Regions from separate parts of the Homo sapiens genome. Here all the other regions are linked to region 1. The links are chromatin contacts, found by Hi-C or POLR2A ChIA-PET in ENCODE. All regions are on one chromosome and are shown on one strand. The core of a region is the stretch at or near the end of the contact, and the rest is flanking DNA. Distances in the headings are between cores, read along the strand shown. Region 1 holds the start of ZNF101 (zinc finger protein 101). Region 2 overlaps LOC124904656 (a long non-coding RNA gene). Region 3 holds the start of ZNF90 (zinc finger protein 90). Region 4 holds the start of ZNF486 (zinc finger protein 486).

Region 1 (2,700 bases), core at 6-2,505:
AGGGCAGCTGGAAGAAGTCCCTGGACGGTCCTGAAACCCAGGACCAGAAAGATAGGAGGGTGGGCTGAGGACCCAATACCCTGTGAAGTTCCCAAGAGAAGCCTCCACCCAAAGACTGTCTGATAAGGTGGCCGCGCCTAGGGAAGGTAAAAAGAGGGCAGGCACAGTGATTTTTTTTTTTTAACATCGGAGTGTCAGGGGGTTATTTTCTGCTTTGCTCGCATGTGAAATGTTCACAAACGGAAAATGAACTTTTTAAGAAGTGCCATCTAGGGCTCCTTGGAAAAGATGACAGTTAAAACACTGGGTCTTGCCAGGCGCAGTGGCTCAAGCCTGTAATCCCAGCACTTTGGGAGACCGAGGCAGGCAGATACCTGAGATCAGGACTTCAGCACGGCCAACATGGTGAACCTGTCTCTACTGAAAATACAAGTTAGCCGGACGTGGTGGCGGGCACCTGTAATTCCAGCTACTCAGGAGGCTGAGGCAGGAGAATCACTTGAACCCGGAAGACGGAGGCTGCAGTGAGCCCAGACAGTGCCACTGCACTCCAGCCTGGGCGACAGAGTGAGACTCCGTCTCAAAAATAATAGAAATAATGATAATAATAATAATGTGAAGTGGATGTACTGGAGGGAGAACTTAGGGTTGGGGAATGCGGGGAAATTTAGGGATTTACTGCAGCCCTGGGAGGAGCGAAGCTGGGGGACGGGGTCGTGGGTTTGAAACCCAGCTTCCCACACCTTTGGAAGACTCCGAAGGAAACGGGGACCGCCTAAGGGAGGAGGAACTGGGGACCCCACAGGCCACGGCTCCTCCCGCACGAACCCCACACCCGAGGCGGGATTCCCCCTAAGACCCTCCTGAGGCCCCCGCACGATCTGGGGAGACGCGGGGCTGCGGGCGCGGAGCTGCCCTGAGAGGGCTCCGGGGCCGGGACAGGACACCCGGGGTCCCGGCGGCTGGTCCAGCTCCACCCGGCGACCGAGGGGACCAAGGGTCGAGCTGCGCCTGGGGGACTCGGGTCCCAGACCCCCACAGTCGCCGCGGGGAGGCCCAGGTCCAGCCACTGCCGGTTCCGACCAGCTCCTCCTCAGGTCTCCGGACGCCCGGCTCCGCACGCTCACCATTTCCGGCTTCCGGGTGTCCTGGGTCCTTCCTGGGGCTGGAGCAGCCAGAACAGGTCCCACACGACAAAATCAGCCGTATCCGGGGCACCAGGGGCTCCCCGAGGAACTAAAACCCGGACCCGAATGGGGGGCCGGCGGGAAATGAGACCGCTTCGGGCTTTGGAAGTTGCCCCTCCTCCCGGCGCACCTGATTGGACAGTTTGCCGCACAGCGCCTCTGACTGGCTGGTGCCCCAGGTCCCGCCCCTGGGGCTTGAGCGACAGGAGAGGTGATCGGAATCCTCAAATAATCCGCTCGCTGTGTGGGGTGTGACTGACAGGTGCTACCCACAGCCCCTCGCTGGGACCTTGGACCTGGACTTGCATGGAAGCAGAACTTGCTCCCGTTAGGGTCAACCCAACCAGACTGTTCCCCTCCTTCCCCCATCAGTCTTACAATACAGTCCTTTGTGACCGCCACACAACTCCCCCCGGGCTAGAAGTAGACCTCCTCCCCACTGACCCTTCCAGTAACTGTTTGTTCAAAAGACTTCAGCTGAACCGGCAGACAGTTCCAGGATGCGGTCACAACACCTGCCCACCTTGCATAACAAAGCTGGCAAAAACATCTCCAGGATGCGGTCAGGACACCTGCACCCCCGACTCAGTTCTCACACCCCAGCCCAGTTCCTCGCCCTATAAAGCCCTGCTGTAGTCTGTAAGCGGGGCTGCCTCCTCTAACTGTGGGGGAGCAGCCCAGCAGGTTAATAAAACTTACTTGACTGACTTCAGGTCTCTTCGTCCTTTCGGCTGACCTTACAGCTCCTGGTTTTCCGGAGCAGGCCCTGTCGGCTTCCTGTACTCAGTGGGTCCTTCCTGCTGCTTTTTTTTTTTTTTTTTGAGACGGAGTTTCGCTCTTGTTGCCCAGGCTGGAATGCAATGGCACGATCTCAGCTAACTGCAACCTCCGCTTTCCGGTTTCAAGCGATTCTCCTGCCTCAGCCTCCCGGGTAGCTGCGATTACAGGCGCCCACCACCACTCCCGGCTAATTTTTGTATTTTTAGTAGAAATGGGGTTTCACCATGTTGGCCAGGCTGGTCTCGAACTCCTGATCTCGTGATCCGCCGGCCTCGGCCTCTCAAAGTGCTGGGATTACAGGCGTGAGCCACCGCGCCCAGCCGCCTCCTGCTTCTTTTTCCGGAACACCGGTCACATGAGTGTGCACGGAATTCCAGACTCCGTGTTCAGTGAAGCCATCCCTCCACCTTGGAGCTGGAGAGACTCCCAGGTCACAATGGAACAGGTAGGAGGCCCTGATGTCCTCCAGAGATCAGGAATTTATGAGGCTATTGGTCCCATGGCCAAGGCTTCCTACACGTTACTTCTTCTCAGGCTACTCCTTTTCAGCCAAGAAAATAAAAACATGCCTTAAAGGGAACAAAATTATTAAATGCAGGGAAAAACTGGAGTAAACCACTTTTTTTTTCTTTTTTTTTGAGACGGAGTCTGGCTCTGTCGCCCAGGCTGGAGTGCAGTGGCACGATCTCAGCTCATTGCAACCTCTGCCTCCCAGGTTCAAGAGATTCTCTTG
Region 2 (2,709 bases), core at 85-2,584, 300 kb after region 1:
CGAGATCAGGAGATTGAGACCATCCTGGCTAACATGGTGAAACCCTGTCTCTACTAAAAATACAAAAAATTAGCCGGGCGTGGTGGAGGGCGCCTGTAGTCCCAGCTACTTGGGAGGCTGAGGCAGGAGAAAGGCATGAACCCAGGAGGCGGAGCTTGCAGTGAGCCAAGATGGCACTACTGCACTCCAGCCTGGGCGACAGAGTAAGACTCCGTCTCAAAAAAAAAAAAAAAAAAAAAAAAAAGAGATGAGGTCTCATTATGTTGCTAGTCTCACTTTGAACTCCTGGGCTTCAAGCTAGCCTCCTATATCAGCCTCCCAAGTCACTGGAACTACAGGTGTGTGACTACACCCAGCTGAGCCCTTTTTAAGATCCAGGTCTCAGGCCGGGAGTGGTGGCTCACGCCTGTAATCCCAGCACTTTGGGAGGCCGAGGCAGGCAGATTACGAGGTCAGGAGTTCAAGACCGGCCTGGCCAACATAGCGAAACCCTGTCTCTACTAAAAATACACAAATTAGCTGGGCATGGTGGCGGGCGCCTGTAGTCCCAGCTACTTGGGAGGCTGAAGCAGGAGAATCGCTTGAACCTGGAAGGCGGAGGTTGCAGTGAGCCAAGATCACCCCACTGCACTCCAGCCTGGGCGACGGAGCAAGACTCTATCTCACCAAAAAAAAAAAAAAAAAAATCCAGGTCTCAGTGCCAGGCGCGTTGGTGGCACGCACCCATAGTCCTAACTACTTGGGAGGCTGAGACAGAAGATCACTTGAGGAGTTTTAAGGCTGCAGTGAGCCAAGATTATGCCACTGCACTCCAGCCTGGGTGACAGAGCAAGACCTTGTGTCTAAAAAGCAAGGGGGTGGCCAGGCACGGTGGCTCACGCCTGTAATCCCAGCACTTTGGGAGGCCGAGGCAGGTGGATCATGAGGTCAGGAGTTTGAGACCAGCCTCACCAACATGGTGAAAACCCTGTCTCTACTAAAAATACAAAAATTAGCTGGGGGTGGTGGTGCATGCCTGTAATCCCAGCTGTTTGGGAGGCTGAGGCAGGAGAATCGCTTGAGCCTGGGAGGTGGAGGTTGCAGTGAGCCGAGATCACGCCACTGCACTCTAGCCTGGGCAAAAAGACCAAGACTCCATTTCAAAGAAAAAGAAAAGGAGGCGGAGTGGGGTGGGGCCTCAGCTTGTGGACAGGCATTATGGTCACAGGAGCTACTCTTGTCCTTCCTGAGTTGGGACTGAGCACAGCAGCCCAGCCAGCTGGTAGGAGGGAGTGGCTGATCACTTGGGCCTGGGAGGAGTCAGGAGTTTATTCTGACCGGAAGAGGAAATGACTGTTTCGCAAAGTGCACTGAGCTTTGAGCTTTTTTTACCCCGCTGGTAAAATTATTTGTTTGAACTTCATCAGCTTCCTTTATTCAAGGATGTCATTGAGCATCTAGGGTGGCCACATTTAGCAAGTGAAAATATAGGATGCCCCATTAGATTTGGATTTCAGATCAGTCACGAATGAATACCCTTTTAGTATAAGTGTATCCCAAAGCATCTTCCATGTGCCAGGAGTCAGTCTGGGTTTGGATAATCCACTTAATACACAGACTGGTGCCTTCCAAGGAACTGGTCAAACACGAAGGTCAGAGTCTTTTGTGGCTTGGGAGACACAAACAGGCTGCAAAATCCACTTCAAAATCCACTTCCAGGTCAGGCACAGTAGCTCATGCCTGTAACCCCCCAACAATTTGGGAGGCTGAGGCAGGAGGATCGCTTGAGGCCAGGAGTTTGAGACCAGCCTGGGCAACAAAGCAAGACTCCATCTGTACAAAAAATAATTTAAAAATTGGCTGGACATGGTGGCTTACCCCTGTAATCCCAGCACTTTGGGAGGCTAAGGTAGATGGATCATTTGAGGACAGGAGTTTAAGACCAACCTGACCAACATGGCAAAACTCCATTTCTACTAAAAATATTAATACAAAAATTAGCCAGGCGTGGTGGCATGTGTCTGCAATCCCAGATACTCTGGAGGCTGAGGCAGGAGAATCACTTGAATCTGGGATGGGGAGTTGCAATGAGCAGAGATCACACCACTACACTCCAGCCTGGGTGACAGAGTGAGACTCTGTCTCAAAATTAATTAATTAATTAATTAAAAACTGTCTAAGTGTGGTGGTGTGCATTTGCAGTCCTAACTACTCTGGAGGCTGAGACTGGAGGATCCCTTGAGCCCAGGAAGCCGAGGCTGCAGTAGGCTACAATTGTGCCACTGCACTCCAGCCTGGGTGACAGAGCAAAACCCTTTCTCTAAAAAAAAAGAGTTAAAAATGTTGCTGGGCACGGTGGCTTATGCCTGTAATCCCAGCCTTTTGAGAGGCTGAGGTGGGAGGATCGCTTGAGCCCAGGAGTTTGAGAACTGCCTGGGCAACATAGTGAGACCTCATCGCTACCAAAAAAAAAACAAAAACAAAAAAAACTCTACTTTGGCCCCAAATTATGACCCGTGTGGGTGTCCCCAATTCTAGTTAGATGCCCATGTTGTATTGGTCAAAATGCCATTGCCGGACAGGCATAGTGGCTCACGCCTATAATCCCAGCGTTTTGGGAGGCCAGGGCAGGAGGATCACTTGAAGTCAGGAGTTTGAGTCCAGCCTGGCCAACATGGTGAAACCCTGTCTCTACCAAAAATACAAAAATTAGCCAGGTGTGGTGCTGGG
Region 3 (2,730 bases), core at 19-2,518, 410 kb before region 1:
TCACTAGGTTCAAGCTTTAATTTCCATGCCAGAGTTATTCACTGGGTTTTTGAAACTAAGTGTTGGAAAATACAGTGAAGTTACTAAAACACAGTGTTTACATAAAGGATGGAAATTTTAAGATGCTTACTTTTTTTTTTTTTTTTTTTTTTGAGGACTCTCCCTCTGTCGCGCATGCTGGAGCGCGATGGAGGGATCTCAGCTCACTGCAACCTCTGCCTCCCGAGTTCAAGCAATTCTCGGGCCTCAGCCTCCCAAGTTGCTGGGATTACAGGCGCTTGGCACCACTCCAGGCTAATTTTTGTATTTTTAGTAGAGAGAGGTTTCACCACGTTGGATAGGCTGGTCTAGAAATTTGACCACGTGATCCGCCCGCCTCGGCGCCCCAAAGTGCTGAAATTACAGGCAGGAGCCACCGCGCCTGGCCGGGAAGGGGTTATTAGCCCTAATGCAGTTCTGTTTTTGTTTTCCCTCCATTGGCTGGGGTCAGACCGCACAATCTAAGCTGATCCCGGTTGGCTTACACTCAAGCTTTTTCCAAATCGGGTAATGCGCGATTTGTGAGAAAAGGAGAAGGGAGAAGAAGGGGTAGGGGTGATTTACAACTTTTCCAACTTATGACCAGGAAGTTGCGTCTTTGAAGAAGAACTACGTTGTACTAACAACCCTTTACCTCAAGTGATCCGCTCGCCTCGACCTCCCAAAATGCTGGGATTACAGGCATGAACCACAGCGACCGGCCCCATAAGTTTTTAATAGGAGAAAAGAGAAACTGTCAACCCCATGGACCAAAGCTCTTCCCATTCATGAACCTGCACCCCGAGTCAGGATTCTCCCCCGAGAACCCTCCCGTGCTCCCTGCACAATCTGGGAGAGACGCAGCGCTGTGGGTGCAGAGCTGCCCAGAGAGGGCTCCAGGCCAGGGCAGGGAAGAGACAGGACGCCGCGGGGCCCGGCTGTCGGCGCTGTTGCCATCTTATGGCTGAAGGGGACTGAGGCCGAACTGGGCAAGGAGAAGTCGGTCGCAGATTGTGGAGCTGACTGCGGGGAGGCCTAAGTCCCGCCACAGCCACTTCCCATCGGTTCCAACCAGTCCCTCCCCTCTCTCGGAATGCTGGAAAGGCACTCTCACCATTTCTAGGCTTCCGGGGGTCCCTCAGCTGTGGATCTCCCAATACCTGCAGGTCACAGGGCCACAGAGGCTGGAGAAGAAGACACGAAGCAGCTAAGACCAGATTTGGAGCACCAGCTGCAGCAAGAGACAAATGGCCGCGCCAAACCCGAAAGCCTTCCTCTTCGCTCCAGCTGCCTGCATGATTGGACGGTTTCCAACCCAGCGTCCCTGATTGGATAATGCTTAAGGCCCCGCCTCCTCAGTCCCTGAGTGACAGAAGATGTGATCACATGCTGGGCTGAGTGAAGAAAGAGTCACAGCCTCAGCTGCAGCCTTTTCAGGCCGGGCTTCCTCCTTGAGCTGAGCCAGGCCCACCGGAGAGCATGGGAAAATTCTTTTTTACTCTTTCTCTTTTTGAATGTATTCAAAAGGTGAACAGAAGTATTTGGCTGTCATATTAATAATACAAAAAATTTTTGTTCAAGAGAAAACTTTTACTTTGGTAATAGTGTATTATCAATACGAAAGCTAATTTTAATAAAACCTTGTAAGTAAATCAAATTTGTCATTTTTGACCTCTCGAGACTTACATATACATCATATATATTTTGTAATCTAATGTAATTTTTTTAACTTTTTATATTTTATTTTTATCTACATTCTTTTTATTTTTTCAATTTGAAACAACTTTTAAGTAATTTCAAACTGTTATAGGAGACAGAAAGGAAATCATTTAGGGCCAGGCGCGGTGGCTCACGCCTGTAATTCCAGCACTTTGGGAAGCCAAAGAGGGCGAATCACTTGAGGTCAGGAGTTCAAGACCACCCTGGCCAACACGGTGAAACCCCATTTCTACTAAAAATACAAAACCTTACCTGGGCGTGCTGGTGCACACCTGTAGTCCCAGCTACACCGAAGGCTGAGGCAGGAGAATCTCTTGAACCTAGGAGGTGGAGGTTGTGTAACCGCCCAAGGAGTTTACCTTGCCCTTTGCCCAGACAAAACCAATTCATCAAGACAGGGGAATTTGTGGAGGAAAAGTTAAATATTTAATTTGAACTCAATTGAACGTGGACACAAACAATGGTCACCAAGTCCTGGAAGAGGTTGTGTGAGCCCCTTGAGGCGTTCATCCAGTGCTATTTTAGAGAAATCTCTATGTCAATCTATTCAATCTATTCCTATACATTCGTTATTGAAAAACAATAGACAAGGCCGGGCGCGGTGGCTCACGCCTGTAATCTCAGCACTTTGGGAGGCTGAGGCGGGCGGGTCACGAGGTCAGGAGATCAAGACCATGCTGGCTAACACGCTGAAACCCCGTCTCTACTAGAAATACAAAAAATTAGCCAGGCCTGGTGGCAGGCGCCTGTAGTCCCAGCTAGTCGGGAAGCTGAGGCAGGAGAATGGTGTGAACCTGGGAGGCGGAACTTGGAGTGAGCCGAGATCGCGCCACTGCACTCCAGCCTGGGCGACAGAGCGAGACTCCGTCTCAAAAAAAAAAAAAAAAAAGAAAGAAAGAAAAAGAAAAACAATAGACAATCACAAAAACAAGTTGACCTTTCTGTGTTCCTTGAGACCAGTCATGAAGGGCCCTGGTGACTAGGCCTCATGCT
Region 4 (2,847 bases), core at 274-2,773, 500 kb before region 1:
GTTTGAAAAATCCAGTGAAATTACTCAAACAGTGTTTACATAAAGGAAGAAAATTTTAAGATTCTTACTTTTTTTTTTTTTTGAGACGGAGTTTCGCTGTTGTTGCCCAGGCTGGAGTGCAATGGCACGATCTCGGCTCACCGCAACCTCCTCCTCCCGGGTTCAAGCAACTCTCCTGCCTCAGCCTCCCGAGTAGCTGGGATTACAGGCATGCGCCACCAAGCCCAGCTAATTTTGTATTTTTAATAGAGACAGGGTTTCTCCATGTTAGTCAGGCCGGTCTCGAACTCCCGAACTCAGGTGATCCGCCTGCCTTGGCCTCCCAAAGTGCTGGGATTACAGGCGTGAGCCACTGCGCCTGGCCCTTCTTTTGTGTGTGTGAAGGAGTCTTGCTCTGTCACGCACACTTAAGTACGATGGCGCGGTCTCAGCTCACTGCAACCTCCGCCTCCTGGGTTCAACCAATTCTCGTGCCTCAGCCTCCCAAGTAGCTGGGATTACAGGTGCCTGCCACCACACCTGGCTAATTTTTGTATTTTTAGTAGAGACGGGGTTCACGGTGTTGGCCAGGATGGTCTAGAACTCCTGACCACAAGATCCTCCCGCCTAGGTCTCTCAAAATGCTGGGATTACAGGCGTGAGCCACCGCGCCCGACCAGGAATGGGTTTTTAACCCCAACGTAGTTTTTGTTTTTGTGTCCTTCCCCTATTGGCTGGGGTCAGACCGCACAATCTAAGCTGATCCCGGTTGGCTTAGACCCAAACTTTTTCCAAATAGGATAAACGAGCGATTTGCGAGAAAAGGAAAAGGGAGAAAAAGGGGTAGGGTTGTTTTACAACTTTTACAACTTCTGATCAGGAAGTTGAGTCTTTGAAGAGGAATTTAGTTGTCCTAGCAACCCTTTACCTCAAGTGATCCGCCAGCCTTCGCCTCCCAAAATGCTGGGATTACAGACGTCAACCACCGCGCCCGGCCCCATAAATTTTTAACAAAAGAAAAGAGAAACTGTGAACCCCACGGACCAAAGCTCTTCCGAATCGTGAACCCGCACCCCGAGTCAAGATTCTCCCCTGATGACCTTCTCGTGGTTCCCGCACCATCTGGGAGAGACCCGAAGCTGCGGGTGGAGAGCTGCTGCACAGAGAGGGCGCCAGGCCAGGGCACGGTCACTGCGCAGGGAAGAGACAGGACGCCCCGGGACCGGCTGTCAGCGCAGCCACCATCTTATGGCTGAAGGGGACTGAGGCCGAGCTGGGTAAGGAGAAGTCCGGACGCAGATTGTGGAGCTGACTACGGGGAGGCCTGAGTCCCTCCACAGCCACTTCCCATCAACCAGTCCCTCCCCTCTCTCAGGATGTCCAATGGGCACTCTCACCATTTCTAGGCTTCTAAGGGGTCCCGGCATCTTGGCTGTGGATCTCCCAATACCTACAGGACACAGGGCCACAGAGGGTGGGCCTCTAGGAGCAGAGGACACAGAGTAGCGAAGAGGCGACCTAGAGCTCCAGATGCAGCGAGAGACAAAGGCCGCGCCAAACCCGGAAGCCGTCCTCTTTGCTCCAGCTGCCTGCCTGATTGGACGGTTTCCAGCCCAGCGTCTCTGATTGGATAATGCTTAAGGCCCCGCCCACTCAGTCCCTGAGTGACAGAGGATGTGATCAGATGCTGGGCTGAGTGATGAAAGAGTAACAGCCTAAGCTGCAGCCTTTTCAGGCAGGGCTTCCTCCCTGAGCTGAGCCAGGCCCACCCTAGAGCAAGGGAAAATTCTATCTCTTTTTTACTCTCTCTCTTTTTGCATGTATTCAAAAGGTGAACAGAAGTATTTTGCTGTCATATTAATAATACATAAAATTTTTGTTAGAAAATCAACTTTTACTTTGGTAATAGTGTATTATCAATACTAAAGCTAATTTTAATAAAACCTTATATATAAATCAGATTTGTCACTTTTGACCTCTCGAGATTTACACATATATTTCATAATCACTTGTAATTTTTTTAACTTTTTATATTTTATCTACATTCTTTTTTTCAATTTGAAACAACCTTTAAGTAATTTCAAATTGTTACAGGAAATAGAAATCATTTAGAACCAGGCGCAGTGGCTCACGCCTCTAATTCCAGCACTTTGGGAGGCCAAGGTGGGCGGATAACTTGAGTCAGGAGTTCAAGACCAGCCTGGCCAACATGGTGAAACCCCATTTCTACTAAAAATACAAAAAATTATCTGGGTGTGCTGGTGTGCACTTGTAGTCCCAGCTACTCCGGAGGCTGAGGCAAGAGAATCGCTTGAACCCAGGAGGCGGAGGTTGTGTAACAGCCCAAGGGTTTTACCTTGCCTTTTGTCTAGACAGAGCTGATTCATAAAGACAGGCCTTTTGCCTAGACAGAGCCCATTCATCAAGACAGGGGAATTTGTGGAGGAAAAGTTAAATATTAATTTTGAAATAAATTGAACACAGACACAAACAATGGTCACCAAGTCTCAGAACCGGTTGTGTGACCCCCTTGAGGCATTCATTGAGGCATTCATGTAGTGTCATTTCAGAGAAATCTCTGTTTCAATCTATTCCTATATGTTAGTTATTGAAAAACAAGATAACGTTTTTGTGTTCCTTGAGCCCAGTCGCAAAGGGCCCTAGTGACTGGGCCTCATGCCAAACATTTCAGCTCCATCAGGTCATTTATGTTCCTCTCCAAACTGTTTATTCTAGTTAGCAGTTCCTCTAACCTTTTATCAAGGTTCTTAGCTTCTTCAAATTGGGTTCGAACATGTTTCTTTAGCTCAGCAGAGTTTGTTATTAACCATCTTCTGAGGCCTACTTCTGTGAATTCATGCATCTCAT

What was found. Hi-C counts contacts between places; a loop is a spot of excess contacts on that map. ChIA-PET counts read pairs that join two places held with the same protein, here RNA polymerase II (POLR2A). Pooled maps may share reads with other maps.
Region 2: a pooled map shows a loop between it and region 1 (3-fold over the local background). The contact joins the enhancer-like site here to the promoter of ZNF101 in region 1. A Hi-C loop is called at or near these places in 2 of 168 maps with a recorded cell type or tissue (CD8-positive, alpha-beta T cell and naive thymus-derived CD4-positive, alpha-beta T cell), 23 of 37 single-sample maps with no recorded cell type and 16 of 50 pooled maps. POLR2A ChIA-PET finds 5 or more read pairs at or near these places in 3 of 52 experiments (CD4-positive, alpha-beta T cell, GM12878 and naive thymus-derived CD8-positive, alpha-beta T cell).
Region 3: a map with no recorded cell type shows a loop between it and region 1 (13-fold over the local background). The contact joins the promoter of ZNF90 here to the promoter of ZNF101 in region 1. A Hi-C loop is called at or near these places in 3 of 37 single-sample maps with no recorded cell type and 10 of 50 pooled maps. POLR2A ChIA-PET finds 5 or more read pairs at or near these places in 7 of 52 experiments (CD4-positive, alpha-beta T cell, GM10248, OCI-LY7 and 3 more).
Region 4: a loop to region 1 is called in a map of B cell, with 11 times the contacts of the local background. The contact joins the promoter of ZNF486 here to the promoter of ZNF101 in region 1. A Hi-C loop is called at or near these places in 3 of 168 maps with a recorded cell type or tissue (B cell, chondrocyte and naive thymus-derived CD4-positive, alpha-beta T cell), 4 of 37 single-sample maps with no recorded cell type and 17 of 50 pooled maps. POLR2A ChIA-PET finds 5 or more read pairs at or near these places in 7 of 52 experiments (WTC11, activated CD4-positive, alpha-beta T cell, activated CD4-positive, alpha-beta memory T cell and 4 more).

What each region holds. Positions count from the first base shown.
Region 1 is chr19:19,667,394-19,670,093 of GRCh38, reverse strand. ZNF101 (zinc finger protein 101) reads right to left here and starts at 1,255. Exons shown (of 4, transcript NM_033204.4): 1 at 1,128-1,255. The coding sequence starts at 1,130. RefSeq lists enhancers at 434-999, 1,000-1,566 and a silencer at 846-1,045.
Region 2 is chr19:19,371,801-19,374,509 of GRCh38, reverse strand. The region is part of intron 1 of LOC124904656 (a long non-coding RNA gene); the gene reads left to right. Among named protein-coding and RNA genes, the nearest start is that of GATAD2A, 33 kb to the left of the region's middle. RefSeq lists an enhancer at 2,447-2,709. Within about 2 kb of position 1,334, at least 29 of the 41 ENCODE cell types and tissues checked have a DNase peak (open chromatin) inside an H3K27ac peak, as active enhancers do; they include CD4-positive, alpha-beta T cell, CD8-positive, alpha-beta T cell and GM12878, where a contact is called at or near this core.
Region 3 is chr19:20,076,538-20,079,267 of GRCh38, reverse strand. It overlaps ZNF90 (zinc finger protein 90), which reads right to left and starts at 1,268. Exons shown (of 4, transcript NM_007138.2): 1 at 1,133-1,268. The coding sequence starts at 1,135. RefSeq lists an enhancer at 846-1,325.
Region 4 is chr19:20,165,890-20,168,736 of GRCh38, reverse strand. It overlaps ZNF486 (zinc finger protein 486), which reads right to left and starts at 1,523. Exons shown (of 4, transcript NM_052852.4): 1 at 1,377-1,523. The coding sequence starts at 1,406. The region is part of intron 5 of LOC105372310 (a long non-coding RNA gene); the gene reads left to right. RefSeq lists an enhancer at 1-941.